Linked DNA regions of Homo sapiens: regions 1 and 3 are each linked to region 2. The links are chromatin loops, found by intact Hi-C in ENCODE. Cell type or tissue: HCT116. All regions are shown on one strand. Each heading gives the region's core, and the rest is flanking DNA. Links, peaks and the distances in the headings are about the cores only.

What was found. Peaks named below come from ENCODE experiments on the same cell type or tissue, not always from the same donor. Only the 100,000 strongest peaks of a DNase experiment are listed, where the experiment ranks them.
Region 1: a loop joins it to region 2, with 19 times the contacts of the local background. A loop is called at or near these places in 67 of 110 quality-filtered maps.
Region 3: a loop joins it to region 2, with 16 times the contacts of the local background. A loop is called at or near these places in 5 of 110 quality-filtered maps.

What each region holds. Positions count from the first base shown.
Region 1 is chr17:75,199,699-75,203,722 of GRCh38, reverse strand. No RefSeq gene overlaps it. Among named protein-coding and RNA genes, the nearest start is that of NUP85, 4.0 kb to the left of the region's middle. In HCT116, for the core only: a CTCF peak has its summit at 1,824 (motif pointing right); a DNase peak (open chromatin) is centred at 1,822; H3K4me3 peaks cover 142 bases; H3K27ac peaks cover 185 bases.
Region 2 is chr17:74,959,184-74,966,652 of GRCh38, reverse strand. HID1 (HID1 domain containing) reads left to right here. Exons shown (of 19, transcript NM_030630.3): 2 at 2,021-2,170; 3 at 2,743-2,913; 4 at 3,572-3,688; 5 at 4,313-4,419; 6 at 4,664-4,780; 7 at 6,405-6,627; 8 at 6,716-6,772. Among named protein-coding and RNA genes, the nearest start is that of HID1-AS1, 7.8 kb to the left of the region's middle. RefSeq lists silencers at 1,631-1,789, 5,645-5,939 and enhancers at 2,854-3,354, 5,866-6,135, 6,146-6,215. In HCT116, for the core only: CTCF peaks have their summits at 4,888 (motif pointing left) and 5,792 (motif pointing right); DNase peaks (open chromatin) are centred at 4,882 and 5,663; H3K27ac peaks cover 474 bases.
Region 3 is chr17:75,236,963-75,240,986 of GRCh38, reverse strand. It overlaps GGA3 (golgi associated, gamma adaptin ear containing, ARF binding protein 3), which reads left to right. Exons shown (of 17, transcript NM_138619.4): 11 at 1-175; 12 at 575-645; 13 at 879-1,198; 14 at 1,416-1,612; 15 at 1,904-2,073; 16 at 2,225-2,335; 17 at 2,598-4,024. The coding sequence ends at 2,708. Among named protein-coding and RNA genes, the nearest start is that of GGA3, 23 kb to the left of the region's middle. RefSeq lists a silencer at 45-339. In HCT116, for the core only: CTCF peaks have their summits at 168 (motif pointing left), 1,936 and 2,147 (motif pointing right); DNase peaks (open chromatin) are centred at 166, 467 and 2,126; H3K27ac peaks cover 1,236 bases.

The DNA.
Region 1 (4,024 bases), core at 1-4,000, 240 kb before region 2:
TCAATGTTATCTAGCTCTTGGTCAGGCAATTTAACTACTTTTATTATCTTAAATGGCATTTTGTCAGCCTTAAAATAAAAATAATCAAGGAAATATAGCACTAAGATCTAACAAGCTCTCTCTCTCTTTTTTTTTTCTTTGTCTTTTTTTTTTTTTTTTTTTTTTTGTCTTTTTGAGACAGAGTCTTGCTCTGTCGCCAGGCTGGAGTGGAGTGGCACGATCTCGGCTTACTGCAACCTCCGTCTCCCGGGTTCAAGCGATTCTGCTGCCTAAGCCTCCCGAGCAGCTGGGACTACAGGCACACGCCACTACGCCGGGCTAATTTTTTATTTTTTAGTAGAGACGGGGTTTCGCCATATTGGTCAGGCTGGACTCGAACGCCTGACCTCAGGTGATCCACCCGCCTCAGACTCCCAAAGTGCTAGGGTTACAGGCATGAGCCACCGCACCCAGCCTGGTAAAGTCTTAAGTGGATACATTTCATGCAGCCTAATAAAACTAATGCTCCTGAACCGGGCACAGTGTACATTATTTAACAAAATCTCTGGCCTCAGCCTGGGCAACAGGGCAAGAGCAAGATGCTGTCTCAAAAAATAAAAAATAAAAAAAGGCCGGGCGCGGTGGCTCACGCCTATAATCCCAACACTTCGGGAGGCCGAGGCGGGCGGATTACCTGAGCTCAGGAGTTCAAGACCAGCCTGGGCAACAAGATGAAACCCCGTCTCCACTAAAATACAAAAAATTATTTGGTCATGGCGGTTGTGCGCCTGTAGTCCCAGCTACTGAGGCTGAGGCAGGAGAATCGTTTGAACCCTGGAGGCGGAGGTTGCAGTGAGCCAAGATCATACCACTGCACTCCAGCCCGGACGACAGTGTAAGACTCCCTCTCAAAAAAAAAAAAAAAAAAAAAAAAAAAAAAAAAAAAAAAAACTCTAGCTGGAACTAGTGGCACATACCTGTAGCCCTAGCTACAGCAAGAGGAAGGAGACTGAGGCCAGAGGATTTCTTGAGCCCAGGAGTTCAAGTCAAGGCTGCAGTGAACTACGATTGTTATAGCACTATACTCCAGCAAGACCCTGTTTCAAAAGCAACAATATGGCCAGGCGCAGTGGCTCACGCCTGTTATCCCAGCACTTTGGGAGGCCGAGGTGGGCGGATCACGAGGTCAGCAGTTCGAGACCAGCCTGGCCAATATGGTGAAACCCCGTCTCTACTAAAACTACAAAAATTAGGCATGGTGGCAGGCACCCGTAATCCCAGCTACTCCGGAGGCTGAGGCAGGAGAATCACTTGAACCCGGGAGGCGGAGGTTGCAGTGAGCCAAAACCATGCCATTGCATTCCAGCCTGGGTGACAGAGGGAGACTCCGTCTCAGAAAGAAAAAAAAAAAACAAAAACAAAAAAACAGGCTGGGTGCGGTGGCTCACACCTGTAATCCCAGTAGTTTGGGAGGCTGAGGTGGGCAGATCACCTGAGGTCAGGAGTTCGAAACCAGCCTGGACCAACATGGTGAAACACAGTCTCTACTAAAAATACAAAAATCAGCTGGGCTTCATGGCATCCGCCTGTAATCCCAGCTACTAGGGAGACTGAGGCAAGAGAATCGCTTGAACCCAGGAGGCAGAGGTTGTGGTGAGATGAGATCACGTCATTGCACTCCAGCCTGGGCAACAAGAGCAAAACTCCAACTCAAAAAAACAAAACAAAACAAAACAAAACAACACCCCACCAAGAACAAGAACTCCAACTTCTGACCTTTACCCACTAGATGCCAATAACATCCCACAATTGTGAAAACTGAAAATATCTGCATATATTCCCAGTGTCCTCTAGGGGGCAAAATCACCTCTGTTAAGAGCTGCTGGTATATATGTTCAACCGTAGAAGTTAGCTAAATAAATTATATCAGTGAGATGTTACTTTACTCACCTGTTTAAAATAACTATGAAGACTGACAGGACATGAAAAATTATTTCAAAAAGTTTGAAAATGTTCATCTTTTTGTCCTCATAATTACACTTCCAAGAAATAATCAAGAGAGATGTGTTTTATATAAGCACCAAAAAGGAGATTTAAATGAATAAAAGAAGTGCCTCACAAATAATTTTTATGCAGAATTCTTATTAAAAGGTTATTTGGGGCTGGGCACGGTGGCTCATGCTTGTAATCCCAGCACTTTGGGAAGCCAAGGCTGGCAGATCACCTGAGGTAAGGAGTTCAAGACCAGCGTGACCAATATGGTGAAACCCTGTCTCTACTAAAAATACAAAAAATAGCCAGGCATGGTGACCCATGCCTGTAGTCCCAGCTACTCAGGAGGCTGAGGCAGGAGAATCGCTTGAACCCGGGAGGCAAAGGTTGCAGTGAGCTGAGATCATGCCACTGCACTCCAGCCTGGGCGGCAGAGCACGACTCCATTTCAAAAAAAAAAAAAAATGCCAGGCACGGTGGCTCACACCTGTAATCCCAGCACTTTGGGAGGCTGAGGCGGACAGATCACCTGAGATCGGGAGTTCAAGACCAGCCTGACCAACGTGGAGAAACCCAGTCTCTATGAAAACTACAAAAATTAGCCAGGCGTGGTGGCGCACACCTATAGTCCCAGCTACTCAGGAGGCTGAGGCAAGAGAATCACTTGAACCTGAGAGGTGGAGGTTGCAATAAGCCGAGGTCATGCCACTGCACTCCAGCTTAGGCGACAGAGGGAGACTCTGTCTCAAAAAACAAACAAACAAACAACAACAACAACAAAAAATGCTGTAGAGACAAGATCTCATTATGTTGCCCAGGGTGATCTCTAACTCCTGCCCTCAATCGATTCTCCAACCTTGGCCTCCCAAAGTGCTAGGGTTACAGTCAAGAACCACCTTGCCTGGCCTATTTAGAGACAGAGACTTGCTCTGCTGCCCAGGATGGAGTTCAGTGGCTCAATCATAGTTCACTGCAGCCTCATACTCCTGGATAGAGTGTATGTAATCAATTATTGAGAGAAGATAGAAGAGTACAGATAATATCTATATTCACACAAATCTGCAAAATATAGCTTTATTCATATTGTTTCTGTTCATTTTATGAAACAAACAGCTTCAAGTCATTGGGCCTCATTTCAGTGCCCTATGTGAATCCACTAATGTACAGAGAGGTAGGATTTGAGCATTAATCGGCCTAGAACTTGAAATTGTCATATCAGTGTTGAAGCTGTGTAACTGACAGGCATTTGGGAGACCCTGTTTAAGCATTTTTGGCCTTCTCATAAAAAGTACTGGCTGGGTGCGGTGGCTCACACCTGTAATGCCAGAACTTTGGGAGGCCAAGGCGGGCAGATCACTCGAGGTCAGGAGTTTGAGACCAGCTGGCCTACATGGTAAAACCCTGTCTCTACTAAAAATACAAAAAATTAGCTTGATGTGGTGGCAGGTGCCTGTAATCTCAGCTACTAGAGAGGCTGAGGCAGGAGAATCACTTGAACCTGGGAGGCGGAGGTTGCAGTGAGACAAGATGGTGCCACTGCACTCTAGCCTGGGTGACAGAGTCACTAGACTCTTGTCTCAAAAAAAAGAAAAGTACTACACAAAGTTATTGCTGCATCAATAAGTCAATGAACACTTATTGATTACTGGCTCTCAGGACTTTGCTATTTGCTGAGACTACAAAGATGAAAGGCAATGATACCTGCACACAAAAAGCTTACAGGACTGTTCTCTTAAGTTATGTTTGTACAATATGTATATCAATAGGCAGTGAATATAAAGTATTGTGTATGTCAGTATTCAGTGAATGTATAATATTGTGAAATGTGACACTATTTCCCTGCATTCAATATCCCAACTGACGTATTAGAAGGACTGTATATATATAATGAGACCTCATCACTATAGAAAACAGCAAAATTATCCAGGTGTGGTAGCACATGCTATAGTTCCAGCTACCCAGGAGGCTGAGGTTGGGGTGATCGCTTGAGCTCAAGAGGCAGAGGTTGCAGTCAGCCGAGATCCTGGCACTCCGATGACAAAGTGAGACCCTG
Region 2 (7,469 bases), core at 3,363-7,362:
AATAAGATATATATTTTTTTCTGATGATAAGAGTAACATGTATGAAGTGCAGGCTTGTGGTGGTAGCAGGGACCTCAGGTTTTATTGGCTGTAGGATTTCAGAGAAGGAAAAAAGCTGTGTTGGAGAAAGCAGGAAGGTGTCTTGCAGGAAGTGACACTCAGAAGGAGCCATAAAGGGATGGGCCCGAGGAGGTGCGCGTGCCTTGGACACTCTGGTCCCTTAACAGATGAACATTCAAAAGGAAAAAAATAGTAACATGTGCTCTTACAGAAAAACATAAAGAAAAATATAAAACCACCCAGAGAGAGAGTTGCTACTAACATTCTGGTTCATTTTCTTCTAGTCTTTTTTTTTTTTTTTTTTTTTTTGAGACAGAGTCTTGCTCTGTCACCCAGGCTGGAATGCAGTGGCGCGATCTCGGCTCACTGCGACCTCTGCCTCCTGGGTTCAAGCAATTCTCTGCCTCAGCCTCCTGAGTAGCTGGGATTACAGGCACCCGTCACCATGCCCAGCTAATTTTAGTGTTTTTAGTAGAGACGGGGTTTCACCATCTTGGCCAGGCTGGTCTTGAACTCCTGACCTTGTGATCCACCCGCCTCAGTCTCCCAAAGTGTTGGGATTACAGGCGTGAGCCACCTCACCCAGCCTCTTCTAGTCTTTTATTCATGTATAATTTAACATGAATTGTGAGCATCCTAGACGAAGTTTTATATCTTGTGTACTTTTTTTTTTTTGAGATGGGGTTTTGCTCTTGTTGCCCAGGCTGGAGTGCAGTGGCATGATCTTGGCTCACTGCAACCTCTGCCTCCTGGGTTCAAGTGATTCTCCAGCCTCAGCTTCCCGAGTAGCTGGGATTACAGGCGCCTGCCACCACGCCTGGCTAATTTTTGTATTTTTAGTAGAGACAGAGTTTCACCATGTTGGCCAGGCTGGTCTCGAACTCCTGATCAGGTGATCCACCCACCTCAGCCTCCCAAAGTGCTGGGATTACAGGCATGAGCCACTGTGCCTGGCTGGGCATGTGTGTTTTTAAGGCCTGTTGCCTCCGTGGGAATGGATTTTGGAATGCATTGTTGTGGGGAAAAGGGGAAGGGGGAAGAGAGAACAGCTTGGGTGAAGGTCAAGAGAAGAGATGGCAGGGTGGAGTCCTGGAGTAGTAAATGCAGGTGTATGTGTGTATGACACGTGTGTACGCATGTGTGTCTGTGTGCACGTGTGTAAGGCATGTTTCTGTGAGATCTTGGCTGAGTGCTGGGCTGAGGTTTGGACTTGTCCCAGCAGGCAGTGGGGAGCCCCTGAAGGGCTCTGGGTGAGGAAGCAGTGCCTGTGGCAGCGGTGCCGTGGTGCATGCAGGATGCCACCTCGGTGCATGCGTTGGCAGCAGCATAGAGGCAGGGTTGAAAGAGGTGGATTTGAAGTTGGCAGCCCTGGCAAGGGCAGCCTGAGCTGCAGCGCTGGAGGTGGGCGCTGAGAGGGGCGTGTTGGGGTCAGAGAGCCACAGAGGTGAATTCACCAGATGTGGCAGCTGTTTTGGGTGTGCTGTGAGAGGGCAGAGCCGGAGGCCTGTGGCGGGCATCCTGGGTGACTGGAAACGGAGTACAAGTCACCTTTGTCTTCTTCCCATGGAGAGAGGGCATGGTCTTGACCTGGATCCCTGAGCATTTGACCTAATGGTGTGGCCTGGGGCTGTGCCCAGGTGGGGAGGTCAGCCTGCTTTGCCAGGGGAGGATGGTGACTTAACCAGGGTCACACACCTCCTCAGGGGTGGCGTTGGGCTTTGGCTGACTCTGTGCCTAGCTGACCCCTGACCATGCATGCCTGGTGTCTCCAGCCTGACTGTGCTGTCCAGGGGTTGTGGTGGCTGAAGTATGTCCCCCACCCATGTGGGATGGCTCTGGGACCCCAGCAGGTAGGGGGACTCTGGCTTCCCTCTCAGGGTCTCTCCTGGCCACAAGTTGGGCAAAGTGTAGGCCCTCTGGCCAGGAGTTGTGTAACTCTGGACCCTTGGTCCCCCCACAGCCCGTGGAAGCCACCGATGATGCCTTTTGGGACCAGTTCTGGGCAGACACAGCCACCTCGGTGCAGGATGTGTTTGCACTGGTGCCGGCAGCAGAGATCCGGGCCGTGCGGGAAGAGTCACCCTCCAACTTGGCCACCCTGTGCTACAAGGTGAGGGCTGCCCAGTCCCTCCTGCTACTCTTCCACCCTCCCAGCCCACAGCAGGAGAAGGCAGGCGCATCCAGGGCCTCCCGCCCCACAGGGGCAGGCAGCCCTGTGGCCTCACTCAGCTCTTCCACTTCTCTGTGGTTCTCTTTGCTGGGCGTTGGGACCACGGCAGCCGTCATTTATGGGGGAGTCCTCCAGGCCACATCTGACTGAGCACCTTCCACAGATCAGTTCATTTAGCTCCCTCTGTGGGGTGGGTACTGCCAGGGTCGCCAGTTTACAGATAGGGAAACTGAGGCTGGGAGACTCACTTAGCAAGGCCTCAGCCATCCAGTGGCTAGCTGGGCCCTGGCTGTCCTGATGCTCCAAGCTGCTCTGGCCTGTGTCCCAGTCCCCCAAGGCTGGCCGACCCCAACTCCAGGTGGCTCCTCTGCCTGTGGCCCCACTGTCTCTCCTCTGCAGCCTGGGTGCCCCCCCTGACCCTCCTCTGCAGCCTGGGTGCCCACCCTGACCCCAAGTGCCAGGGTCCTTTCCCCACCTTCCAGCCTGCCCTCTGCTCCTGCCTGCCCCCACAGGCCGTTGAGAAGCTGGTGCAGGGAGCTGAGAGTGGCTGCCACTCGGAGAAGGAGAAGCAGATCGTCCTGAACTGCAGCCGGCTGCTCACCCGCGTGCTGCCCTACATCTTTGAGGACCCCGACTGGAGGGGCTTCTTCTGGTCCACAGTGCCCGGGGCAGGGCGAGGAGGGGTCTGTGGGCCTGGCCAGGGCTGGGTGGGAGGCAGAGTTGGCGTCACAGGGAGAGCGCCCTTTAGGGCCGGCCATGCTCCTCCAAGCCTCTTCTGGGATTTGGGAAGTACAGGGGTGGGGCCAGTGGGTGCTGCTGAGGGATGGTGTTCAATGCCACCTCCTTGGGCCCTCAGTTCCCCTCCCATGGGGGTTTCTGTGCCCACAGTCTGGAGGAAGTAGGGTATGGAGAGAAGCTGAGAGCCAGGGGTCACTGGGCAGAGGTGGAGGCAGAGGAGCTGGGCCCTCTGAGGGCCGGAGAGGGACCACACTGTCCTCTCTCCCCCACACCACCTGCCCTGGGTTTATGTCCAGGTGAGGTGCTGAGGGATGCAACACAGTGATTCCTAGCAGGGCTGAGACTCTTGATGTTGGGGTCACCGCCCGGCCCCCTCCAGTCAGTAGGGGAGGTTCCCTCGCTGTTCCCGGCCCGGCTCCCTGCTGTGCCCCACTTCTGCCTTGGGAGGTTTGGGGCAACCAGGAGTCCACTTCCTGTCCCTTCATTCCTCTGCCCATGGGTGCCCGCCTGGGCTCAGCCCCTGTCCTCCACCACCCCCAAGCCCTGGGCCACCTCTTCCTGGCCAGCTATCACTGAGGCAGCCTGTGGGTGCTGTGTCCCCAGCAGGGAGAAGAGGATGATGAGCATGCCAGGCCCCTGGCCGAGTCCCTGCTCCTGGCCATTGCTGACCTGCTCTTCTGCCCGGACTTCACGGTTCAGAGCCACCGGAGGAGCACTGTGGTGAGTGTCCCCCAGCCCCCCACCCCCAGGCGGAGTAGGCTCTGGTCCTGGGTTGGGGCCGGGCCAGTTGAAGTTCCCTTGGGCGGATTGCACTGGGGGCCGGGGGGCTCCAGGAGAGCTGAGCTGCCTGGCACATGTAGGCCTGGGTGGCAGCTGGTACAGCTGAGGGAAGCCAGCTGGGGCTGGCCCTGCCCGCTGCGTTCGGATGGCTGGGCACAGACACCCATTGTCTTTGCTTGCCCAGGGGTGTGGGGCTCAGACACAGGAGGGCTGGCCCTCTTGCTTCCTGTGGTGGCATGGACTTCACCTTGAGTCTTCTCTGCCCACCCCCAAACCCGGGGCACCCAATCCCCTGCCCCTCCCTCCCTTTCTCCCTGTCCCAAACTGGACTGAGCAAGTGAAAGAACCAGTCTGAGATGGAAGAAAAATGAGCTTTCAAGAGGCCTAAGAATATTCACTCCTGCTCTTGTGCATGAGGGCCAGGCCATTTTGAGGACCTGTCTTTAGGAGAACTGGCGGTCTCTGCCCCTGGGACTGTGTGAGGCTCGAGGTGGCCAGGTTCTGACCCAGGCTGCTGTTCACCTCTCGACCCCCTAACCCGGCTTCTTCCTGGCCTGTCCCCAGGACTCGGCAGAGGACGTCCACTCCCTGGACAGCTGTGAATACATCTGGGAGGCTGGTGTGGGCTTCGCTCACTCCCCCCAGCCTAACTACATCCACGATATGAACCGGTGAGCTTCGCCCAGGCCCGGAGCCCTCAATGCAGCTGGACCCCGGGCCGGGCCCCCGCACAGCTCAGAAAGCCCATGGGGTCTTCCCAGAAGACCGTCCTCACCTATGACCCGACCTTGACCTTACAGGGGTCAACGGGAGTAACTTCCTTCCATGGACCTGGGCTGGGGCGCTGGGCTGGGTGGGCAGAACCTCCAAGAGGGGACTGGGATCCTAAGGTGCCCTCCCCCTTCCTCCTACAAGGATGGAGCTGCTGAAACTGCTGCTGACATGCTTCTCCGAGGCCATGTACCTGCCCCCAGCTCCGGAAAGTGGCAGCACCAACCCATGGGTTCAGTTCTTTTGTTCCACGGAGAACAGGTGAAGGGCCCTTGGCCTTTCTGCGCTCTCTTCCCTCTTATTCCAGGCAATCCAGAGCTGAGTCCATTCGCCAGCTCTGGGTCTCGTTTGAGGGGAGGTGCTGCCCCCTGGTGGTGATGAACTTTAACTTACCAGCCACACCTCACACTAGCCCCGTCTCTCCTTGGAGTCCTCGACAGGACAGAATCTGGGGGCCCCTCAGTAATCCGTCCCTGGGTCCTCCATCAAGAGCCGCCTGTCCAGTAGAAATAGAATGCAAACCACGAGTGCAATTTTAAAATTAAAAAAGTTAAAAAGTAAAATTGGGCCAGGCGCGGTGGCTCACACCTGTAATCCCAGCACTTTGGGAGGCCAACGTGGGCAGATTACCTGAGGTCAGGAGTTTCAGACCAGCCTGGCCAACATGGTGAAACCGTATCTCTACTAAAAATACAAAAATTAGCCAGGCTTGGTGGCGGGTGCCTGTAATCCCAGCTACTCGGGAGGCTGAGGCACGAGAATCGCTTGAACCCGGGAGGCGGAGGTTGCAGTGAGCCGAGATTGCGCCACTGCGCTCCAGCCTGGGTGACAGAGTGAGACTCTGTTTCCAAAAAAAAAAATAAATAAATACAATAATTAATAATATATTTCATATAACCCAATATACCCCAAACTTTAGCATTTAACATGGAATCAGTATACAACATTACTGAGCTGTTTGACATCCCCCTTTTCATACTAAGTTTTCAAAATCCAGTGTGTATTTGTCTTGGTTCCGATCAGCCACATTCCAAGGGCTCGACAGCTCCTTGTGGCTTGAGGCTGCTGTGTGGGACTCTGCAGCTTAGAGACCGGGTCGGGGAGTGTGTGACAAATACCTCGAAGGGCAGGGAGGCCCAGCCCACATGGGGCACTCATGGACTGTGGGGGACACGTGAGCACGGGGTGGGGGGAGGGTGTCACACGTGCCACGTGGCAGAGTTGAGTATTTGAGCAGGTAGCTCCCACTGGGAGCTGTGTTGGCTGCATAGGGTCTGTGCCCGGCAGGTGGCGGTCGACCTCCGCCTTCCAGACTCTGGTCCCTACATGACACGCCTTATTCTTCAGGTTTCCTAGCCTTCTGTTCAACCTTCCACCCTACTCCAGAAGAGAAGGGAGCCAGGCGACCCCCTCCACCAGCCACAGTCCGAGGCTGGCCAGAGTTTTCTTTCTCACCAGCCTTATCAGGCAAACTGCCACCCTTTGTCCCTCACTTAACCTCTCTGGGTCTCAGCTTCCTCATCTGTAAGCTGAGCAGCTTGAACCCTGACATCTCTTGAGTCTGAGTGGAGTCATTCTGTGGCTTGGGAGCTGGTTGGCTGAGCGTGGGCTCTGCTCCCTGAGGGGAAGCCCACCTTCTCCACAGGCCTCCATTCCCATCTCTGAGGACCCAAGGGAGGGTATCTGCCCCTTAAGACCCTAAGGGGTATGAATGTGTCCTAATCATGGCTCTGGGCTTCCCACACCCACTCTTTCCAAGCCACTCCCTGACGTGGTGCTAAAATGCTTGTTGAATGAGGCTGACCTTCCCACGTGGCCAGAGAGGTGTGGCCAGGGGGCTGGGCCCCAGTGCAGCCTCTGCAGCCTTGTCCCTCTCCTGCTGCAGACATGCCCTGCCCCTCTTCACCTCCCTCCTCAACACCGTGTGTGCCTATGACCCTGTGGGCTACGGGATCCCCTACAACCACCTGCTCTTCTCTGACTACCGGGAACCCCTGGTGGAGGAGGCTGCCCAGGTGCTCATTGTCACTTTGGACCACGACAGTGCCAGCAGTGCCAGCCCCACTGTGGACGGCACCACCACTGGCACCGCCATGGATGATGCCGATGTAAGGATGGGAGCATGGAAGGGACAGCTGCCGGGGCCACGGGTTGTGGGGAGGACGCCTGCTCACCAGGGGCTTCTCCTCTTGGCAGCCTCCAGGCCCTGAGAACCTGTTTGTGAACTACCTGTCCCGCATCCATCGTGAGGAGGCAAGTCCAGTCCCCACAGTGGCTTTGCAGGGTGCAGGGGGATGCAAGTGAGACAGGGATATGGGGGATCCTGACCCCTCCATGAAGGAACCATGCTCTCTGTGGGCTGGGGCCACCCTAGGTGAAATAGTGGCAGGACTGTGAGGGTTTCAAGATGCAGGAAGGGCTGATGGCCTCACCTGGGTAGAGGTAACTGGGAAGGCCTCTAGGAGGAGGTGGCTGATGTCATTTCAGAGGTGGTGGGGACAAAAGGGGAATGACAGTGGACAAGGGCTTCAGGCCAAGCAGTCCCAGTTCATGTGTCTTGTGATCTTGGTGGGAAGGTGCTTGAACTCCCAGAGTTCTAACTTCTGCAGCTAAAACACAGGACCCTAGCTGCCTTCTCACCCCAGCTAGTGGCAGGCCTCAGTAAATGACAGAACAGTGGAATGCTCCTCGAGTTGTGATGGGGTGATGGGGGAGTATTTTGGGGAGGGGTAGAAGGATGGAACCTGCCAACCATGAGTCCAAGGTGGGCAGGGACAAGGTTGAGGGTGTGCATGTGTGGGAGTTCACTGAGAGCAGCAGCCTTGCTCAAGGGGCGCACAGCCCAAGGACAGAGAGTCTGCAGTCTAGTGGAGGGGCCAGGGCTGTCCACAGCTATGAGGGACTCCGCTTCCTGAGGCATCGCCCCAGGACAGCTATGGGTGATAGCATC
Region 3 (4,024 bases), core at 1-4,000, 280 kb before region 2:
TCCGTGTTGGCCCCAGCACCTACTCCACCCTCCTCAGGCATCCCAATCCTCCCTCCACCACCCCAGGCCTCAGGACCTCCACGGAGCCGCTCCTCTAGCCAGGCCGAGGCCACCCTGGGGCCCAGCAGCACAAGCAACGCCCTCTCCTGGCTGGACGAGGAGCTACTCTGCTTGGGTGCGGCCCACAGGGGGCGTCAGGGGCATCCCCTGACAGGGCTCTGGGAGGAAGGGTGTGTGGAATTAGGAGCCCTGAGCGGGGCCCCAGTGTGACTGTTGGGGTGGGCAAAGAACCCTGAGTTGGAGGTACTCAGTGAAGTTCAGCGACCCTGAGGGCCCCAGGGCCATCCTCCCGGTGGACTCTGCCTCCTGCCCTGCACCCCGCCCCACAGGCCCCCCGCTTCTGCATCATGGACTGGAGCGCTCCATTCCCCTCTGGAGGCTGCCTGCAGAACAGCTTCTCCCGGCGCCTTCACCCATTGATGTCACTTGTCACCTGACCCCTCCTCAGGCAAGGCGGGGCTAGGGCTGCCTAGCTCAGAGCCTCTTCTCATCCTGTTTTCTTCTCTATTGTCAGGCCTCGCCGACCCAGCCCCTAATGTTCCTCCCAAAGAGTCAGCTGGGAACAGCCAGTGGCACCTGCTCCAGGTAGGGGCACAGGATCGGTGACAGCACTACTGTGCCAAGGACCTCCACTTTCCAGCGTCATGTCTCCTGGGCTGCAGTTAGCTGTCCTTCCCTCCAGAGCGTGCCAGCTGCAGCGGGGAACAATGAGTGCCTCCGGGGCTGTCTTCCGTGCAGTCCTTGGAGGGCTGCGCCCCGTTCCAGCGGCAGGCCCTCCCCACCCGCCCTCGGCTCACCACCCTTTCTGTTGTTCATAGAGGGAACAGTCCGACCTGGACTTCTTCAGCCCCAGGCCGGGGACCGCTGCCTGTGGCGCCTCCGATGCTCCTCTGCTCCAGCCCTCAGCCCCCTCCTCAAGCAGCTCCCAAGCTCCACTGCCGCCTCCCTTCCCAGCTCCTGTGGTCCCAGCCAGTGTTCCTGCCCCCAGTGCGGGCTCCTCCTTGTTTTCTACTGGAGTGGCCCCAGCCTTGGCCCCAAAAGTTGAGCCCGCAGTCCCTGGGCACCATGGCTTGGCGTTGGGCAACAGCGCGCTGCACCACCTGGATGCCCTCGATCAGCTTCTAGAAGAGGCCAAAGTGTAATGAGTGGGAGGAGATGTGGGGTTGCTGAGGGTTGGGCCTGAATGTGTCAGAACCAGAGCTAACTTTGAAGGGGTGGGGGTGCCTTGTAGTCCCATCAGTCAGGCTGGAAGGCAAGGGGTGGGCCTGGGTAAGAGCATGGTCAGGGGCCTTGGGTGAGAGTCCTGCAGCTCTGGCTGGCTCTCTGACGTGCTTTCCATCCTTCCCACCTCCCAGGACCTCGGGCTTGGTGAAACCCACTACCTCCCCTCTCATCCCCACCACCACCCCAGCCAGGCCCCTCCTGCCCTTCTCCACGGGGCCCGGCAGCCCGCTCTTCCAGCCACTGAGTTTCCAGTCCCAGGGCAGCCCCCCGAAGGGGCCTGAGCTCTCCCTGGCCAGCATCCACGTGCCCCTGGAATCGATCAAGCCTAGTAGGTGTTGGAGGATTGAGGTGGGTGGGGCGGTGGGGCCTATAGCCACGGAGCTGTAGGACATGCGACAGGGATGGATCCAGGCACTCTTTGCAGGGGGTCCCTTAAAGCCAGGCAGGCCTCCCTGCCTGCATTCTCAGTCTTAAGCTCCTCACTGAGCGCCTCTCCCAGATTCCGTTAGGAAGCACTGGACTCATCATGACCACGGAGTAGCCCTTTTCTCCTCACCGCCGGGGCTCTGTTGGGTGTCTCTGGTGCTGCTCCTCCCACACTCACGTCACGTTCTTACAGGCAGTGCCCTTCCTGTGACAGCCTACGATAAAAACGGCTTCCGCATCCTCTTCCACTTTGCCAAGGAGTGTCCCCCAGGACGACCTGACGTGCTGGTGGTGGTGGTGTCCATGCTGAACACGGCTCCCTTACCTGTCAAGAGCATCGTGCTGCAGGCTGCAGTGCCCAAGGTACCAGTGTCTCCCTGGGGCCAAAACGGCCTTATCTTGACCCTGTTGTGTAGAGGCCTTTGCAGCCAGCAGGTGGCAGTGTGTGTGTGCACTGCAGGTTCCATCTGGGGGCACCTACCAGTTCTCTTCAAAGGAGTTTCTCTCTCTTTAGTCAATGAAAGTGAAGTTGCAGCCACCTTCTGGGACAGAACTCTCTCCATTTAGCCCCATCCAGCCACCTGCAGCCATCACCCAGGTCATGTTGCTGGCCAATCCACTGAAGGTGAGCAGCAAAGAACCCAGGGGTCCCAGCCTGAGGCCCCAGCTGCCCCAGATTAGGACGTCAGGCCCACCACCTCCCAGCTGGAAGTGTTTTGACTGTAGGATTGACACATCCCTTTGCTGCCTTAGGTTAAGTGTCTGAGCATGGTTGGGGGTTGCGGGGAAAAGGGACCATTCCTCTAGCACAGAGAGGGTAGCAGAATAGAGGGCGTCCTGCCAAGGGGCCGCCTGGGCTGGATCTCACTTGCTGCCCTCTGTCACAGGAGAAGGTGCGGCTTCGGTATAAGCTGACCTTCGCCCTGGGGGAGCAGCTGAGCACAGAGGTGGGCGAGGTGGACCAGTTCCCTCCTGTGGAACAGTGGGGGAACCTATGACCCCAGAGGACGCTGTGATCTCCACCTTGAAGCCAGGCAGGCTGCCCTGAGACGAGGAGGGCTCTGGTCCCGTCACTCTCCATGCCCTGACAACAGTGCTTGTAGCTTTGATGTGGAACAGGGGCCCTGGGCATTTCTGCTGAGAACCAAACTGCTGCTGTGATAACCTCTCCTTTGGCCCCTAAAAGGACCTGTTTTTATCTACCTGTGTGACTTGAAGTGGCCATATGCTGTCAGGGGTGCGGAGTGGCCCCTGACTTCACTGCTGTCCCGGGAACATGGACCCCCAGGCTTGGCGTAGGTGTTTGCTTCCTTCTACTGGCATTCACTGAAGCCACTGGGGTGGGGGGTGGGGGGTGGGAGTCTCTAAAGAGAGACTGTCATGGGTCATTCCCCACAAGAGCCACATCCTCACACCTGACAGATGCACGGCCCAAGGGGCTGCAGCCCTGTTGCAATTCCATGCTTCCCCCGCCAACCAGCTCCTGCTGCCATCCCCAGGGAGGTGGCCCAGGAAGGTGCCTGGCCCAGAATAAGGAACTGGCATACTGCAAAGTCCCCAGCCCTGCCTCTGGTGGACAGCATCGTCCTGGAATGGCCACGGAGTGATGAGTTGTGTGCTTGTCCCTGGCAGTGGCAGGCTGTGTCCTATGGACATCTTGGCAGGACATGGAATTTGGCCTCATGACAGGCCCAACTAGGGATAGGAAGGAAAATGAAGAGAGCCAGTATTTCCCCTTCTCCAGAAGCAGGTACTCAGCTTTCTGGGAAAAGCGTGCCTCCAGCCGTGGGGACAGGCCATCCTACTGACTACCTCTTGCTTGGCATGAAATAAACTGCTATCCTCCCCTTGGAATCTACCGCCACTCTACATCCTACTGCTTTGGCCTCCCTCTCCTCTCACCAGATGGCATGTGGTGTGGCACCTGTGGCTGGACACAGGAGGCCTCAGGATCACAAATGTTACACTAGACATATGTCCTAATGTGCTGCCCAGAAACCTCAACTGTTCCCCAGCTACTGAGGGGCACTGTCAGCGAGATGTTGGGTCTGGAGGTGATGAGATCGGGCCACACTTGAGCTGAGTCACCAGACCCTATTGCTTCAACAGTGCTTGGCCCCCGCCAGCTTGTCCCAGCCACTCTAGCTGCTGGATGTGATCCTGGGACATGTACTCCAAGCCTCCGTCACAAAAAAAAAATCACCAGCTGCCATAGACACGGGGGAAGCTTGCGGAGCCCAGGTGAACAAGCTCAGCAATCGGACATCTCTGGGGAAAGGAAGGTGGCACAGACCATGTTCCCTGGTTCCTCCCT